Linked DNA regions of Homo sapiens: region 2 is linked to region 1. The links are chromatin loops, found by intact Hi-C in ENCODE. Cell type or tissue: B cell. All regions are shown on one strand.

Evidence for each region. A loop is a pair of places that touch in the nucleus more often than their neighbours do. Peaks named below come from ENCODE experiments on the same cell type or tissue, not always from the same donor. Only the 100,000 strongest peaks of a DNase experiment are listed, where the experiment ranks them.
Region 2: it touches region 1 in a loop (2.9-fold over the local background); 2 of 110 quality-filtered maps call a loop at or near these places.

Annotation. Positions count from the first base shown.
Region 1 is chr6:160,066,132-160,074,131 of GRCh38, reverse strand. It overlaps IGF2R (insulin like growth factor 2 receptor), which reads right to left. Exons shown (of 48, transcript NM_000876.4): 30 at 5,747-5,883; 31 at 4,074-4,264; 32 at 2,096-2,222; 33 at 1,248-1,367; 34 at 663-919; 35 at 157-375. It overlaps LOC124901451 (a long non-coding RNA gene), which reads right to left and starts at 5,230. Exons shown (of 2, transcript XR_007059841.1): 1 at 5,118-5,230; 2 at 4,587-5,011. RefSeq lists an enhancer at 4,678-4,747. In B cell, no CTCF peak of the experiment used is centred here; DNase peaks (open chromatin) are centred at 3,551 and 4,781; H3K4me3 peaks cover 741 bases; H3K27ac peaks cover 1,048 bases.
Region 2 is chr6:159,977,304-159,985,303 of GRCh38, reverse strand. The region is part of intron 1 of IGF2R (insulin like growth factor 2 receptor); the gene reads right to left. Among named protein-coding and RNA genes, the nearest start is that of IGF2R, 12 kb to the right of the region's middle. RefSeq lists silencers at 513-807, 1,813-2,107 and enhancers at 1,986-2,225, 2,973-3,142, 3,333-3,442, 3,453-3,502, 4,335-5,325 and 1 more. In B cell, no CTCF peak of the experiment used is centred here; DNase peaks (open chromatin) are centred at 3,243, 4,133, 5,923, 6,513 and 1 weaker place; H3K4me3 peaks cover 984 bases.

The sequences.
Region 1 (8,000 bases):
TCTTCCAGTAGCGGACCCAGAACATACACAGTCCCACTTACTTTCTCCATTTTTTTTATGCTTGAGCAACTCCCCACTGAAGGCAAGAAACAACGCAAAGGTTATCACTAAAAGTCTTGCAAAAATTATCTCCACCCTTGGATTTGTCATACTTACTATGGGGGGACCATCAATAGGAACTTTGCACACAGCGGCTCCGGCAGGACAGGGCACTCCGTGCATGGGATTTAGTGGCTGACAAATATTGATGTAGAAATCAGGGTTGGTATCGGAGGCATCATCCTCACTCTCATCATAAGCCTCATAACCACCAGTGCGATGAATAAGGGGAGACAAGTCAACAATAGAGCTTCCATTCCTCACGGAACATTCGGTCTGTTAAGTAGGAAAGACTGCTTTGAGTCTACAAAAAAATTTTCCTAATCACCACTAGGTCATCCATAAGAATTTAAAAGCTGAATAACAACAACAAAAAAAGTAGAAAGGTGTCAAAATGCTTCATTACATAGCACTGGGCACTTCCAGTCAACTTTATTATTGGGGTGATCAGGAGTGGACAGTTCAGCTGGGCATCTACTAGTGGGCAAGTGAACCTGACGAAGGGGCCCGGGTGCAGCCAGGCACTGGACATGCACTTCTCCCGTGCCCATCTGAAAACTCACCGCTTGCTCGCAGGCCAGCGGCGTGTGCCAGGAGAAGAAGAGAGTGCATGTCTGCTTGTCCAGGGAGATGAGCATGGGCCTATTGGTTGGCCTGGCCTCAGGCCTGCACACGAAACTGATCACACTCTTATAGCTCAGGCCGGATTTGGAGGGACAAGGGGACCCATCCTTGTACACCAGCTGCAGGACCTGGTCCACGTATCTCAGCCTCTTGTTGGCCTTGCCCACGCTAATCCTGGTCTGTCCAAAGCAGGCCCCTGCACCACAAGGGAAAGGCGGAGAAAACACAATCACAGACTCGATGGCCAATTTTCTGATGAGAACTTTCGCAAGTCAGGACCATCAATTTCATAGCCAACACTTATAACTTCAAGTGTCCAATCCGGCTTTAACCATTGTTTTACATTGAATGTTCATTCCATCACATGACCATGTGTCCCCCACATGGGGTGACTGCTGCAGGAGACAAAAGCGTCTCAGCTTCCTGGCTCTGCTCATCCTTTTTGCCATTAGCATGCAAAGAGACTGAGGACAACCCCAGAGGACGGGAGAGTCAGACAACACACGAGAGACCACAGCACTCACCCACGCCAGGAGGGCAGTTTTCATTCTCCCCACAGATGCTCATGTAAACCAACCCCTTCTCGCTGTAAGCAGCTGTGAATCCCGCCCTGCCACTTAAGGAGCTCAGATCAAACAGGTGTCCTGTAGGGTGGAAGAAGATGGGGACACAGTGACTCCAGGGAGCTGAGACTTGGGAGGCTCATCATCGGCGAGCTCACACACAGATTATGTCAGCATCGGGACTTCTGACTTCTCACCACGACCCCTGTCCTAAATCCTCCACCAACAGCCAGGCTGTATCATGAGACTGTCAGTCCCTTGATCCATGAGATGTCCCATCCTTAGCTGAAAAGATCGTGGCTCACAGCACCCTCTGCTGGGCCATACCACAGCAGCCACTAAGAGTCTGGTGGGCATGGGGAGAGCCTGCCCAGCACACCTCTTGCTGCCAATGGACTGTGCCTGTGCCTTTCTGGGTGCCCAGCACAAGGGCAGGTGAGAGACTCCTGGCAATCCACTACACTGATGCTGAAAGGCAGCCAGGGGCTAGCTCTAACCTGCCCTGGAGAGCCTAGAGCTGCTGGACTGACACTGTCAGTAACCCCAGTCAGGAGCACCTCTCACACCAGGAGAGTGACAGGAGGGATGGATTCTCTGTGGGAGCATTCTCTCCTCCACTGAAGGAGAGCCAGGAGAACACACAGCAGCCCATCCAGAGAAAGGCCAAACACACCCACACACCATGACACCTCTGCCCAGGGCGCCTGCTGCCCATAGCTTCTCTTTGGGTCTCTCCCCTGATGAGCTGGGTTTGGTGGGGGCACCGTCTCTCACCTGCGCTGGGGTTAACGACTGGCACCACCTCTCACCTGTGCTTGGGTTGGTGACCTGGCAGTCATCATGCTCGTTGCTCTTCATGGGACAGGCTGTGGCTGTGGGCCAGGCAAAGGTGTACTCACAGTCCTCCACGGCGCTGATGAACATGGGCCTGGAGTTCTACAACAAAGCACAGACAGGTCCTGAAGGGATCACGCAAAAACTCCATGTCTATCATGATTTCAACTTACAAGTGGAAGCTTCTCTGAAAAACTCCACAGCATGTGACATTTCTGTCTCCATGTGCCTGTGGGATGAGGCGCAGATTAGGAAAAGCAAAGGGTCAGAATGTGTCCTGAGCTGCCACCATGGGCTTCCCCTGCAGGTAAGTGAAACACCCACAGGCAGCAACACACTTAGGGGACCAGGAAGCTCCCTCAGGCTGAGGAACAGGACAGGGGTTGGGGACAGGCGTGCAAAGGATGCTGGAAGGGCTACAGGGAGACACAAATGTGTAAATCATTGATAAAATTCTAAAAACCAAATGAGGTAAAATCCATTATCACAGTCAAAACAAAAAGATATACCAAGAGAACTAGCCCATTCCACGCATCCTCCCACTGGCACCAGCCAAGGCTTACTCTGCTCATCTCAAAACGCTTCATGTCCACTGCAGAGTTAGCATGATGAGTTCAGCAGCACCTTCCTTCCCAGGTAAACCCCATGATTCCTGCTGGGCACCCTGATAAGCCACGCTGCAGTCCAGCCTCCCAGGCCCTGGGCACAGGGGCCTCGACACACCCCCACCCTTCCCTCCCAGCCTCCTGGGCCCTGGGCACAGGGGCCTCGACACACCCCCACCCTTCCCTCCCAGCCTCCTGGGTCTGGGGCACAGGGCCTCCACACACCCTTCACCTTTCCCTCCCAGCCTCCTGGGTCTGGGGCACAGAGGCCCCCACACACCACCCTCATCCTTCCCTCCCAGCCTCCTGGGCTCTGGACATGGGGAACCCCACACACCCCTTCACCCTTCCCTCCCAGCCTTCTGGGCCCTGGGCACAGGGGCCCCACACACCCTCTCACCTTTGCCCCCCACATGTGGGGCAGCCCTTTTGTCCTCGGCCATGAGCCTCTCAGGTCACAGAGGAGAATGCTCAGAGGCCCCAGCAGCTCATGAGTCTGGACTAAGCCTCTGCACAATCTTCCCAAGAGGAAACTTCCCTGCCGCTCCAGGCAAGAGGGCAGGCCTGAAGCTCCTGGAGCCCCCCATCCCAAGCTCCCCTACCACTGCTGCCCACCGCTGGAGAGCATGGGGCGAGCCACCCTGACACCCAGCGAGCTGGTCTTGCCCGAGTTAATGCCCAACTCAGCCACCGAGCTTGTCATGCACGCTAGCACTGGGGCTCACCACAATCTCACACACAGAAAAACCTGTATGCAGTCGACACCTGCTTACGTGCATGCCAAACAAGTAAGGGAAGAACTGATCACAGGCACTCATGCTCACTGACTGTGCATCTCCCGTGTGTCAGAAATGACACCTGGCACTTCCTACCTCTTCTCTCGAAACCCTGCAATGGGCAGGACAAGTATGCCTCATGTTATGAACGGCTGAGCAGGGCAGACTACCTGAGTAATTAACCAAGTTATGTGGCTGGGAAGTGGCAGCGCTACCTGTGACCCGGGCCCAGCCAACCTTCTCGTGCTTCCCAAGCTGCCGCCGTGAAGACAAAAGGGCATGTAGTCAAACAACAATCTCCTCCACAGCCTTTAGGGGTCTGAGTCAAACTCTGAAGAGAACCAATTCTGAGTCGGGAACTGCCAGGCAAGCTTCTAAGGAGCCAGACAGCACGAGGGTTCCCCAGATTGCAGGCCGCGGCGACGCTGTTCCCCCAACCTCTGGTAAGGGCGCATCATCCCAGGCTCTAGAACTCGCATCCCAAGGCAGATGAGGACGTGCGGCTCACCGCCCTGCACATGGGCTCAATTCCCAAAGCTGCAACAGCAGAAGGTGCAGGAACAGTCCCTTACCACTTGGCTCTCGCTGCAGGTGAATCGGATGGTGGTTGACTTTTTCCGAATCCCATCTGGACATAAGTCGCCATCAACGTATTTCAGGACAATTATGCCATCTCTCCACTGAGGTCCGTCCCTTACCCTGCCGAGGTTCACGGGCTTGGAGCCACCCAGCAGACACGCGGCTGCTTCTGGAGGGCACGGCTCTGCAGCACCAGACACAAGAAAGAGTTGCCTTTAGTGACTCCCCAGGCTAGAACAGAACTTCATCAGGCAATAAATGTCACACACGCTGCAGAACTTCATACGCTTTCTAAGAGTCACTTCAAAATACCTGCTATTTCTTTCACATAAGTCAGATGACAATGACATCACGTTAGTTCTCACTCACTTACATGCTGTTTTGTCACAGATGGACTGGGGCAGGCGGGCGTGAGTGTAGAGGAATAGCTAGGCTGTAGCAGTCGAAATTCTTTCTGAACCCCATATAGGATGAAGGTTATATTCCCAAATTAAGACAGAGGAACATTTTAAATGGCCTACGTCCATGCACCTTCTTTATTCAAGAAGCTACCAAGAATTCTGCCTGTTTCCCAGTCCCTAAAATGCCTGTGCCATGTGCCCTGGGTGAAGAACTAGTCCCATGCCACAGGGGTACAGCCACTGTCGAAGTCTGCACAGCACAACGCAGCAAGGGGAAGTGGAACCACAGCCTCAAACCACACAGAGGATGGAACCACCTTCTGCAGCTAAAAATAACCACACCGCCTTTGAGGTGAGCCACCCAAGATGCAGGTGGGGCTGTATGAAACTCCACGAACATGGGATGAGTTTCATCTTCAGGGTTCCGAGGGGCCATGAGTGGTACCAAGATCCCTGGAGGTGCCCTTGGTTTCCCATGTACAGCTGACATCCAGTCTCAGCCAACCACCGCAGGTTTGAGTGAGCTGTCCCTGCATCACAAAAGGACCGACCATACAACTCTCAACATACGCAGGCACACACCAAGACCTCCACGTCACACCCCCCATCTTCTACCTGCTAAGAAGGATTCCTCACCATGGCTATTATTTCTATCTATTATATCTTCATCTCCTCATGTTCAGAAAGGGTTATCATGTTCCCAGCAGTCCTCAGCACTGATTTACCCTGGGCCATACTAGGGATCAACTGTTAACACCCTTAAATCATTCTTCGTCCTGCTGTTTCTCGGCCGAACCACGTCCATGCTGCAGAGAGTAAAGCGCCTCCAAAGAATCCCCATCCTACTTGATCTTCCCTGATAAACTCATGACAAGCCACCACCCCATGAAGAGGCCCTCTCTCACCAGTGCCAGCCTTCAATACACTCACTGCAAACACCATCCCACGAGGAGGCCCTCTCTCACCAGTGCCAGCTTTCAATACATTCATTGCAACCACCACCCCATGAGGAGGTCCTCTCTCACCAGTGCCAGCCTTCGATACACTCACTACAACCACCACCCCACGAGGAGGACCTCTCTCACCAGTGCTGGCCTGTGATACACTCACAGCAAACACCACCCCACGAGGAGGCCCTCTCTCACCAGTGCCAGCCTGTGATACACTCACTACAACCACCACCCCACGAGGAGGCCCCCTCTCACCAGTGCTGGCCTGTGATACACTCACTGCAAACACCACCCCACGAGGAGGCCCTCTCTCACCAGTGCCAGCCTGCGGGGCCAGAGACTTGCAGACATTGATGAGGTAGTGCTCCGGGTCCCCCGTCCCAGTGATGGCTTCCCAGTTGTCACTGTACCTTGACAGGGACGAGAGGTCGAAGGAGTTGCCAGCCCCATCTCTGAAAAGAAGAAAACCCGCAGTTAGTTAGGCTTGGTCGTATTCTCTTTAAACATTGGGCACTCTGTCTAGAAACGTTCAAGTATTCAGGCATAGTCTAAGCCTGACAGAACTTTAGACTCGACTTCTCTCTGTCTCTGTCACACACACACACACACACACACACACACACACACACACACACCCCCCATCAGAATCAGCAACAACATAACTTCCCTGAACATAATAGTTCAGGAAACTATTAGGCTCACTTAAAAAAAAATTTAAATTTTAACAGAAAAACTCAAGTCTGCAAAGTGCGTGCCGTCTGTGCTCAGGCCACTGAGAAGTGGAACTTGCTGGTGACAAAGGTAAGCAGCCAAGATGCTAGGAGCACACACAGCAGGGGCCATGCCCGGGGCAGCCGCACGCCACCTGTTGTTTAAAACCAAGGCCGCCAGCAGTTACTGAAATTCTGAAATTAAAATGGGCTTGCTGACCTTTCTGCACAGGCTAAAGGTTCACTAACTACACAAATCCCAAATACAGACAGTAACTGGGAACCAACCCCATGCCAGGAGCAATATTAACAGTGAGTGAGACACACACTCTGCCACCACGGAGCAGGAACGGGAGCAGCTACAGATGCCACCTCAGCGGCAGCTCTTAGCGCTTCAGAGGGGAATAAAAACTGGTCATTCATTCAAAAGCTGTGTGCTAAACTGGGGGTACTGTATTAAACAAAACAGTATTAAACATCATCAATCTTACAAAGTTTACCAAAATTACCTGTGGAAGAAAATGACCGTGAACAAGATAAGACTTTTAAAAATACATACTGTATTTGATGGAAGTAAGAGCTGAAGGAAAAAAGGCAGATAAGGGGGATATGAAGTTCGGGGGGCAGAGGCAGCTGTTGAAATTTTAGACAGTGGAGCCAGAGAAGGCGTGACCGAGAAGGGGACCTGTGAATAGACTCTGAGAGAAATGGAATCACTGACCATCCTGGCACCCAGTAAAGCGCATCCCAGGCAGAGAACAGCATGAGCAAAGGGCCCGAGGCACATAAGCCCGACATGACCCGAGAAAGACAGAAACCCCGTGTGGCTGGAACAGAGTGAAAGTGAGGTTATTAGAGACAACACGGGGGTCATGTCCATCAGAGGAAGAACTTCAGCCTGTAGGTCCCAATGAGATGGGCGCTCACTGCATTGAAGGTTTCAGCAAGAGCGACATGGTGGGACTTATATCTCAAGAGGATCATTCTAATTACTGTGTGGGACTAACCAAACGTGTGACAAGGGACATGGCAAGGAGACCTCGGAGTGGCAGCTGCAGTACTGCACGCACGAGAGGAGGAGTGCCCAAACCAGGGGCAGGTGGCAGGAAGGGAAAGCTGCCTGAAGGTGATGGGACAAGAACAGAGCTTAGTGAATATCACCAAATGCTCTAAAAGTAGTCAACAGAAGAAACAGAAATAGAACTAACAAAGCCAAGGCAGAGGAAAGAGGAGAGGAGAACAGCACAGGTGAGGACAGCTTTCATCTTTTAAAAGAGAGTCAACAGACACCATTAGAAGCTGACAAACAGAGGTTTAGAGTTATAGAAGGTTCCAAAAAGAACCACAAGAAGAAACAGTAAAAAGTGGAGTGAAGCTAGGGGTTGGGGAGGGAGAGGTGAGGGTGGGTAATTTCATCTATTAATATTTTTGGACTCTCAATTACAATAGACATATATTAACTTTTATTATGAGATTATAAAATTCTCCTCTGATTTAATTCTACTTTTAAAAACTTAGCATAAAAATATCTTTAGGAAGGCCGGGCGCAGTGGCTCACACCTATAATCCCAGCACTTTGGGAGGCCAAGGCAGACGGAGGATGACCTGCAGTCAGCAGTTCAAGACCAGCCTGGCCAACATGGTGAAACCCTGTCTCTACTAAAAATACAAAAAATAGGCTGGCTCAGTGGCTCACACTTGTAATCCCAGCACTTTGGGAGGCCAAGGCGGGCGAATCACGAGGTCAAGAGTTCGAGACCAGCCTGGCCAACATAGTGGAACCCCATCTCTACTAAAAATACAAAAAAATTCGCCAGGTGTGGTGGCGGGCGCCTGTAATCCCAGCTACTCGGGAGGCT
Region 2 (8,000 bases), 89 kb after region 1:
GGTAAACGGCTTCATTTATTTTCCATTTAAAGAAATGGTTTTAACTTTTCAGAAAACATTTAGTTTCAGTTACAACACAAAAACTGGCAAAACATTCCACAAAACTTTAGTTTAAATCTTGTCACAATAAATGCCATTAAAAGGACAGACTCTGTATGGCATAAAGATCTCTGAGTTCCTATTATATTGCCAACCATCTACACAACTTGATTCAATAAAATGCTAGTCATATAGAAAAATTACAGTTATCCCTTCGCAGCACCTTGTAATCACAGATACAAGACCCCCAGTAGAGGCCTGGAACCAGGAATACGGTTTCGGATATGGTTTTTCCTTTACATACATACCCATGATTAAGTTTAATTTATAAATTAGTTGTAAAAGATTAACAACTAATAATAAAATAGCACAATTATAACTGTAATAAAAGGTATGTGAATGTGGCATCTCTCTCTCAAAATATCTTCATATTTTCAGACTGCAAGTGACCATGGGTAACTGAAACCTCAGGAAGTGTAACTGCTGATGGGGGGACTGGTTTATAGTCACTCACTTAATGGCGATACGTCATCAGAAATGTGTCATGAGGCAATTCTGTCACTGCTCAAACATCATCGAGTGTATCTGCACACACATAGATGGTGTCGCCTACTACAAACCTAGGCTATATGGTATGTCCTATTGTTCCCAGGCTACAAACCCACACAGCATGACGCTGCACTGAATACCCCAGGCAACTGTAACATGTGACACATATCTAAACGTAGAAAAGGTGCAGCAAAGATATGGTATAAAGGATTAAAATGGCACACTTGCCTAGGGCACTTATAATGAATGGAGCCTGCAGGACTGGAAGCGGCTCTGGGTGAGTCAGTGAGTGAGTGGACCTAAAGGCCTAGGACCTGACTGGACGCTTTCATAAGACTGGTAGCGCAGTGGGTTCGTTTACAGCAGTATTACCACAAACATGTGACTAATGCATTGTGCTACGACATTACAATGGCTACAGCATCACTAGGTGATAAGAATTGTTCAGCTTCATCCTAATCTTCTAGGACCAAGGTCATTTATGCAGACTGTAGTTTATGCAGTCCGTCATTGGCCAAAACGCTTCTCTTCTCGTTTTTAATGTCATGGATACTACTTATATCGTAAAGGCAGAATTCTCAGAATGGTTGAACCCATCTGAGGACAGCCTCTATGAAAAAGCTGTGAACTGTCTGAAGATTCAGACCACATCACATCATGCTGATCAACAGATCATATGCTTTTCCTTGCTCAACTTCTTCCCCAAGCTTAAACTTCTGCTACTCTATACTCCCAGTCCAGTTCTGCTTTCTCTTCTGCACAGTGTGAATTGCCAAACACCAGAGCATTGCCTTCCACAACCTCTCTTCCCATACCCAACTGGTTTCCATGGAAATAATATCAAGTCCCTCAGCCGGCTCCTTCCCACTGGCTGCACTGTCCTTGCTATTTCTATGTAAGCAGCTTGTGAACTCTACAAACAAGGTCCACATCTATATTGTCTTCCTCAACTCAGATGCACACTCTCCTTTAATGAGACTACTCAGCTCAGCAGAGTCCAACAGTGACACAACTCAGAAACATTCTACAATCAAACCATCAGGCCCAGCAGGAAACGGGGAGCAGCAGAAGTCAAATACAAGGCAAATGACTTTAGAAGATCTCTGCTTTTAAAGCAAAGTCTGTGGCAGAAACATACCCTATTTTTTTAATTTAACAAGGGCAATTAATTTAACCATATAAACCAAGCACACAGTCGGAATCTTTCCCATAAAGAAAGCTCAGATACTGTTTTGCTCCTGACTGTAATCTCACTGCTTCTGCTGAAACTATCCTGGAGAACTGCAGTCAGTCCACGCCTGTTCAGAAGTACAGAGGTTCCATTTTAACCTCATTTGCTTGAAATTTCATAATATCCTGAAAGGTGTTGGCAGATTACCAATTAGAAGGAAGCACACAAGTAACAGACTGTCAGCTGGTTAACCCAGAGACAGGAAGGTGTTTCTACTTTCCTGCTACTGTTCCAGCAAGGGCCGCAATCGAAACCCACCCTGGTCCAGACGAAACCAATCGAGGGGCTGCAATGAAGAAGTCAATGTAGCCCCAGGCCGACACAGCTGCCTAGAGTTCAAAAAGCTTAAAACAGAGATGCAGAGCCATCTCCACTGAGTGAGTTCTAAATGTCTGTCCAAAAATGAAAAATAAAAAATTCAAAATACAATGTCATAGGGATACAGATATAGAATATCTTTAAACTGACATTGGTATCTTAATATGACACCTCTCAGAGTTTTCATATATGCCATCACTCAATGCTTGCAAAACCACAATAGCTTGCAAGATGTAATTTGGAGTTCTTTCCTTTTAAAAACAGCTAGCATCTAAAGTATGTAAAATTCTATGATCAAAATATATGGTATGCTCAATCTCTTAAAGAAAATAAATCTTAGAAAACTGGGTTCCTTCCCTTCAACACAAAACATCTCCATGAAGTATCACTCTGTCCCTTCCTCATTTATTGCCATATATCCAAACTCTTTTAAAATATATCTTAGTTTCCTCAGTCCCTGTGAATCTTGGGGTTATGCTAATGGTCATGTAACTATTAAACATTTTACTACTGGCCTGCAATTAATAAAGCAAGATAAAGGCAGGATGGGATCAGTAATAATAAAAGTAGGCACGTGTGAATCTGTAATTTGGTTTCCTTAAAAGACAGAAACCCAGTTGGTGACACATAAGTGAAATTCACATAACAAGATACATGGTCACTAGCTAGAGAAATGTTTCTCTGAGTCTACAGCAAGCAACAAATCTAACATGTTGGAGACAAAGAGAATGTGAAGTGTTTCCAACCTGAACATCCAAAAAAGATTCTCCTACTTTCGACATGCACGCAAGTCCTCTAACAGAGTATTCAAGAAATCACCTGGCTCACTACTGTCCCTCAACAGTATCAGACAGTGTTTCAGCTCATACATATCCAGCACAGTCACCTTCAGAAATCCAGACCAGTCTCCTTAACTAAGGAGAAAGGGAAAAAACAGCAAGGAAGAGGAGCAAGGAGGCAGGGTTCCCACACTGGACCTTGGGAGCAGAATGTCAAGAGCCTAAGGTAACCACTGTCGTCAACAACTTGCTGTTGCCTACACTAAAAGAGAAACAATCTGATTTGCATGAAGACTCCTACCCCGAGCTGAAGGCTGGGGAAGCACGTGAGTTTGACACAGCATGGCCAGAGCTTATATAGGAAGTACTTCACTTCCTATTCTAACAAACCCACAAAGCTGTGGACAAAGATACAGGGCCGACAAATACAAATAAATAGAAGCAGGGAAATGCCAAACGTCAGCCTTTGGTTTTCCCTGAGAGGTATGCAGGGTCTGGAAGGAAGCCCGGTGTATGGAGAGGGATCCGGCTGGAAGCCCTAAGTCAAACACGACATCTAAGTTGATGTCAGAGCCCAGGGAACCAGGGCAGGCAATGGGGACTGCGTAACAGAGGTCACCTGGAATAGAGAGGGGGCACGCTACCCTAAGAAAGGTGCCATGAAGGGCCTGGGCCAGATTCCTGCCCCAGCGCTGACTAACAAGCTGTGTGAGCCAGTCTCTCCCAGCTCAACTTCCTCGACAAAACTCAGCTAGCCTACAAGGTCATTGTGAGGAGAAAACCACCACCAGGAACACAGAGCTATCGAAACAGACTATGATCTAAAGCTTTCATTTGAATCCAGAGAGAGAGTTGGACTGCTTAAAAACTAAGTTTACAAAAAAAGGTGAGTTGGCTGGGGGCGGGGGGTGCCCTCTGAAAGGAGTGTCACATGACACTGGCAAGGAACTGGAGGGAGAGACGGGCAGGCCCCTGTCCGGAGGCATCTCCTAGGAGCTGATGAAGACAGAGACACACGCACTCAGACAAACACACTCACACACACACACTCAGACACACACACTTGCACTCACAGACACTCAGACACACACACTTGCACTCACACACTCGTGCACTCACACACGCACTCACGCACACATACACACTCAACTGCCTCCTGGGACCTCTCAGGACAAGGATGCCACTCTGGCCTGCCCGCCCTGCACCATCCACAACAGAGACAGGTGAGTCCAGAGCTTCCAGCAGAAGAGCAGCAGGGGAAACAGAACAAGGGCAAACACACCAGGGTGTGGCGTTCCCAGGAGGTGGGCAAGTGCCCTCCACAACAGAAAGCTACCACAAAAATGGCTGGTCCTCTCTGCTATCCTTGGCTCAGATCAACTCAACAGTACAGGATGCAGGCCAGTATTTCAACCCTAAACCCTGCTCCGTGATGATTTTCTTCCAATCAGAGCAATTACCTGGGCGGTCTCATACTTTGCTCCTCATGTATAAAGAAGAGTTGTAGATGGGCTAAACTCCCTGCTTTGCCATGTGGATGTCTGAGGCCAACCGCCTTTAAGGACAATCCAGCCCCCAGCGCAGAATTCAGACCTTAATGTTCAGCCCCCTACTCTCCCTGTCACCAAGGTCCCAGAAAACCCTCCCAGACCCAGGGCCCTTCCTGGAGTGTGCAAACTACAAGGGAAGGTGGGCCTTTCTAGAAAACCTGCGGGCTGTCAGCTCAGCTGGCTGGCCCATGATGCTAATGAGGCCACCGCCAGGTGGTGGTTCCTCACAAAGGCCAATCAGGTGGACAGAGGAGAAAAGCCCCTGCTTTGAAGATGCTGGAGCCAAACATCAGACAGCAGAGGCTCCGCAAAGCCTAACACCCAGCTGGGGCTGCCCCTCTCCACCTTCTTACAGACTCAGAATGGACAGCCTAGGGAGGTCCCAGTGAGGTCCGTGACCTTGTCTCTGATCACAAATTCACAAAGTGGCCAAGCCCATGTTAGAAAGAAGCCTGTCCTGCTCCAGAGCTCATGCTATCTCCATCGCAGCCTAAAGGCAACCTGAAGAGGAAAAGCAGCTACCATGCTCAACTGCAACCCTCACCTAGGGATCTCATAGTTCCCTAAGGCAATCCAAGCAATCGAATCTTCCATGTACCTTTCTTTCTTTCTTTCTTTCTTTCTTTCTTTCTTTCTTTCTTTCTTTCTTTCTTTTTTGAGACGGAGTCTCACTGTGTTGCCCAGGCTGGAGTGCAGCGGTGCGATCTCAGCTCACTGCAAGCTCCGCCTCCCGGGTTCACACCATTCTCCTGCCACAGCCTCCCGAGTAGCTGGGACTACAGGCGCCCGCCACCGCGCCCATCTAAGATTTTTTGTATTTTTAGTAGAGACAGGGTTTCACCGTGGTCTCGATCTCCTGACCTCGTGATCCACCCGCCTCGGCCTCCCAAAGTGCTGGGATTACAGGCATGAGCCACAGCACCGGCCCATGTGCCTTTCAATCCACCAATCTACTGAAGTCCTCAAGGGCTCTGGCTTTTACCCAGAGGGAGCCCAAAGTCCCACAGCCTCTGTGATCTGGCCACAGCTAATCCTCCGTGCTCTCTGGCCCCTCCCTCCATTCTCCCAATGGCTCAGCCCACCCAGACACACTGGGCCCTTAGCTGCCTCTCAACCAAGTCAGACATGCTTCCCGCTGGGTCTGACATGCAGGCCCCCCACCAGGGTGCCTGGTTCACTCGCTCACTTCCAGCCTTTTACAGAAAGGCCTGGTGACAGCGGACTCTCCAATAAAACAGCCCCATCCTCAGGGCCCAACCCCCGACTCTGCCACCAGCTCTCCTCTCCCTCCGCATGTCCAGCAAAGTCAAGGCCATGAGCTCACGCTGCCTGTCACTCTAAAGGGGTGACTGTAAAAAGAGACAAAAGAGAAGAGAGAAGTGCTGGTATAACTGACGCTTCGAGAGCAGAGAGCAGGTGGAGGCAGGGTGCCTCAGGGGAACAATGAGGGTGACTCACTGGAGTCTCAGGCTTGCCACTTCTAGGAAACTCACTACTTTAGCACTTCTATTCTGGTGGCTTGGCACTCTATTTGCAGGCCAGGGTGGGGCGCAGGGAGTGTTGGGGGAGTTTTTTCAGTACTAAACAGCTGTTTTAAAATGTATAACTGATTCTGGAGTACAGATAACCATGCAGATAGCAACAAGTTAATTTTGCACACACTCAAAATCCAATGGTGGGTCCGCTCTGAAGGAGCTCTCTCCTCCCAGCACACAGCAGGCATGAAGAAGGTGGCAGCCCTAACAGCAAGACCCTCCTGGCCTTCCCTCTAGGCCATAGCCCACAGGCAACTCAACTGCAAAGGCCAGTTTTTGCTGTCACACACTCCTGAAAACAGAGCTCGGGCCAGTACTTCCACCATCCCCCTCACTTCCTACACCTCTCCCAGTGAAGGACGACACTCCTAGGATCTGCTTCCTCTTCCTGGACAACTTGCCCTCCAGATGTACTGAATAATGGTTGCCCCCAGGGGATCGAAAAGCACACAAAAGGAAAAAGAAAACTCCTACCAAAGGTCTGCAGCTGGCTGAACGGCCAGGTTCACAGAGCACCTGGGATTTTCCCCACCCTGGAGGAGTCACAGGAAAGTGCCCCTCTGCCCTGGCTAACACGGAGACAAAAATAGGCTTATGACGCATTGCTTTGGGCACCTCGAAAACCTAAACGACCGTACTTTTTTTTTTTAAGTTGCACAGCAAGGTGGAATTTATGAAGCACTTTCACATCCAAGCCACTGGCCTGGACACTTCTGTTCCCACCTACAACAGCACCCATTCCTCCACCCTCCAGGGAGGCCTGGAGAGGCCTAAGTGAGGACAGGACCCCCTTGACCATGTGCAGAAGTTAGCTGAGACTTCCTGATCCTACCACAGGGAAACAGGGAGGACGGCTCTTCTTGCCCTGGAACCACGACAGCCCCCTTTCTCCCAGCCTAGCCTGGGACCAAGCCACCACATGCAGGAGGGTGACCCCCGGCCCCCATCCAAACTCCACACCTCGAATTATCAAGCTCCTCATTGTTTGGGGGAATCTGAGTGAGGAAGGACTCCTCAAGGCTGCAAACCTCAGAACTGCAGAATTTGGGATGCAAAATGGACCCGGAAATCACGGAGTCCAGTGGCTTTGAAACTTTTTTAAACAGTGGAAACCTTTCTTTCTCATGAGGAAGCTTACGTGGAGTGCCAATCATGAAACAGATGAAGAAGAAATGCTCTCTGGTTGAGGCAGAAACCCCAAGACACTAATGGAGAGCTCTGGGAGGGCGAGAAACAGGTTATAAAAATAAATCCCTGATGTAAGGCAGCATCTGTAACTTACAGATAAAGCAACTGCTACCACTACAGCACCAATGAACACCGAGGACGTGCCAGGCATTCAAATGTCTTCCAATTCCCACACCTAGCCTACAACACGGTTAGCATCCCACGCCTAGCCTACAACACGGTTAGCATCCCACGCCTAGCCTACAACACGGTTAGCATCCCACGCCTAGCCTACAACACGGTTAGCATCCCACGCCTAGCCTACAAACATGGTTAGCATCCTGACTGGACACACACGGAAAGGAAGACTTCAGAGGTTCTGTGACTTGCCCAAGGCCTGTGAGGGGAGGAGTCTGGATTCAAGCCCAGGAAAGTGACTTCCAAAACTAACTCCCTAATGAGAGGTTTTCAAATAGGAAAGAGAGAAAGAAAACTAAGTCCCACCCCTCTTGAGGAGGAAAATGAGGTCCAGAGAAAAGAAGTGATTGGACACAGCCAACTCAACAATCCAGATCCCCCGTCTCAGGCCACACGCTGCCAGCAGCAATCAACAGGGGTTTAGCAGCTGTGTCTTGGCAGAACAGCGCTTGGGGGTGACATTGGGAGGGTGGAAAGGACCTAAAGCGCCAAGAACAGCCACAGAGGCACATCCTGCCCATCCCCTAGTCTCCCTGAAAACAATTTACAGCCAAATTCCAACAACTGCTCCCAGCCCTACCCCACGCAGCTGCACAAGGAGGCAGCCAAGGTCGGGTGGAGACCCACTGCAGAG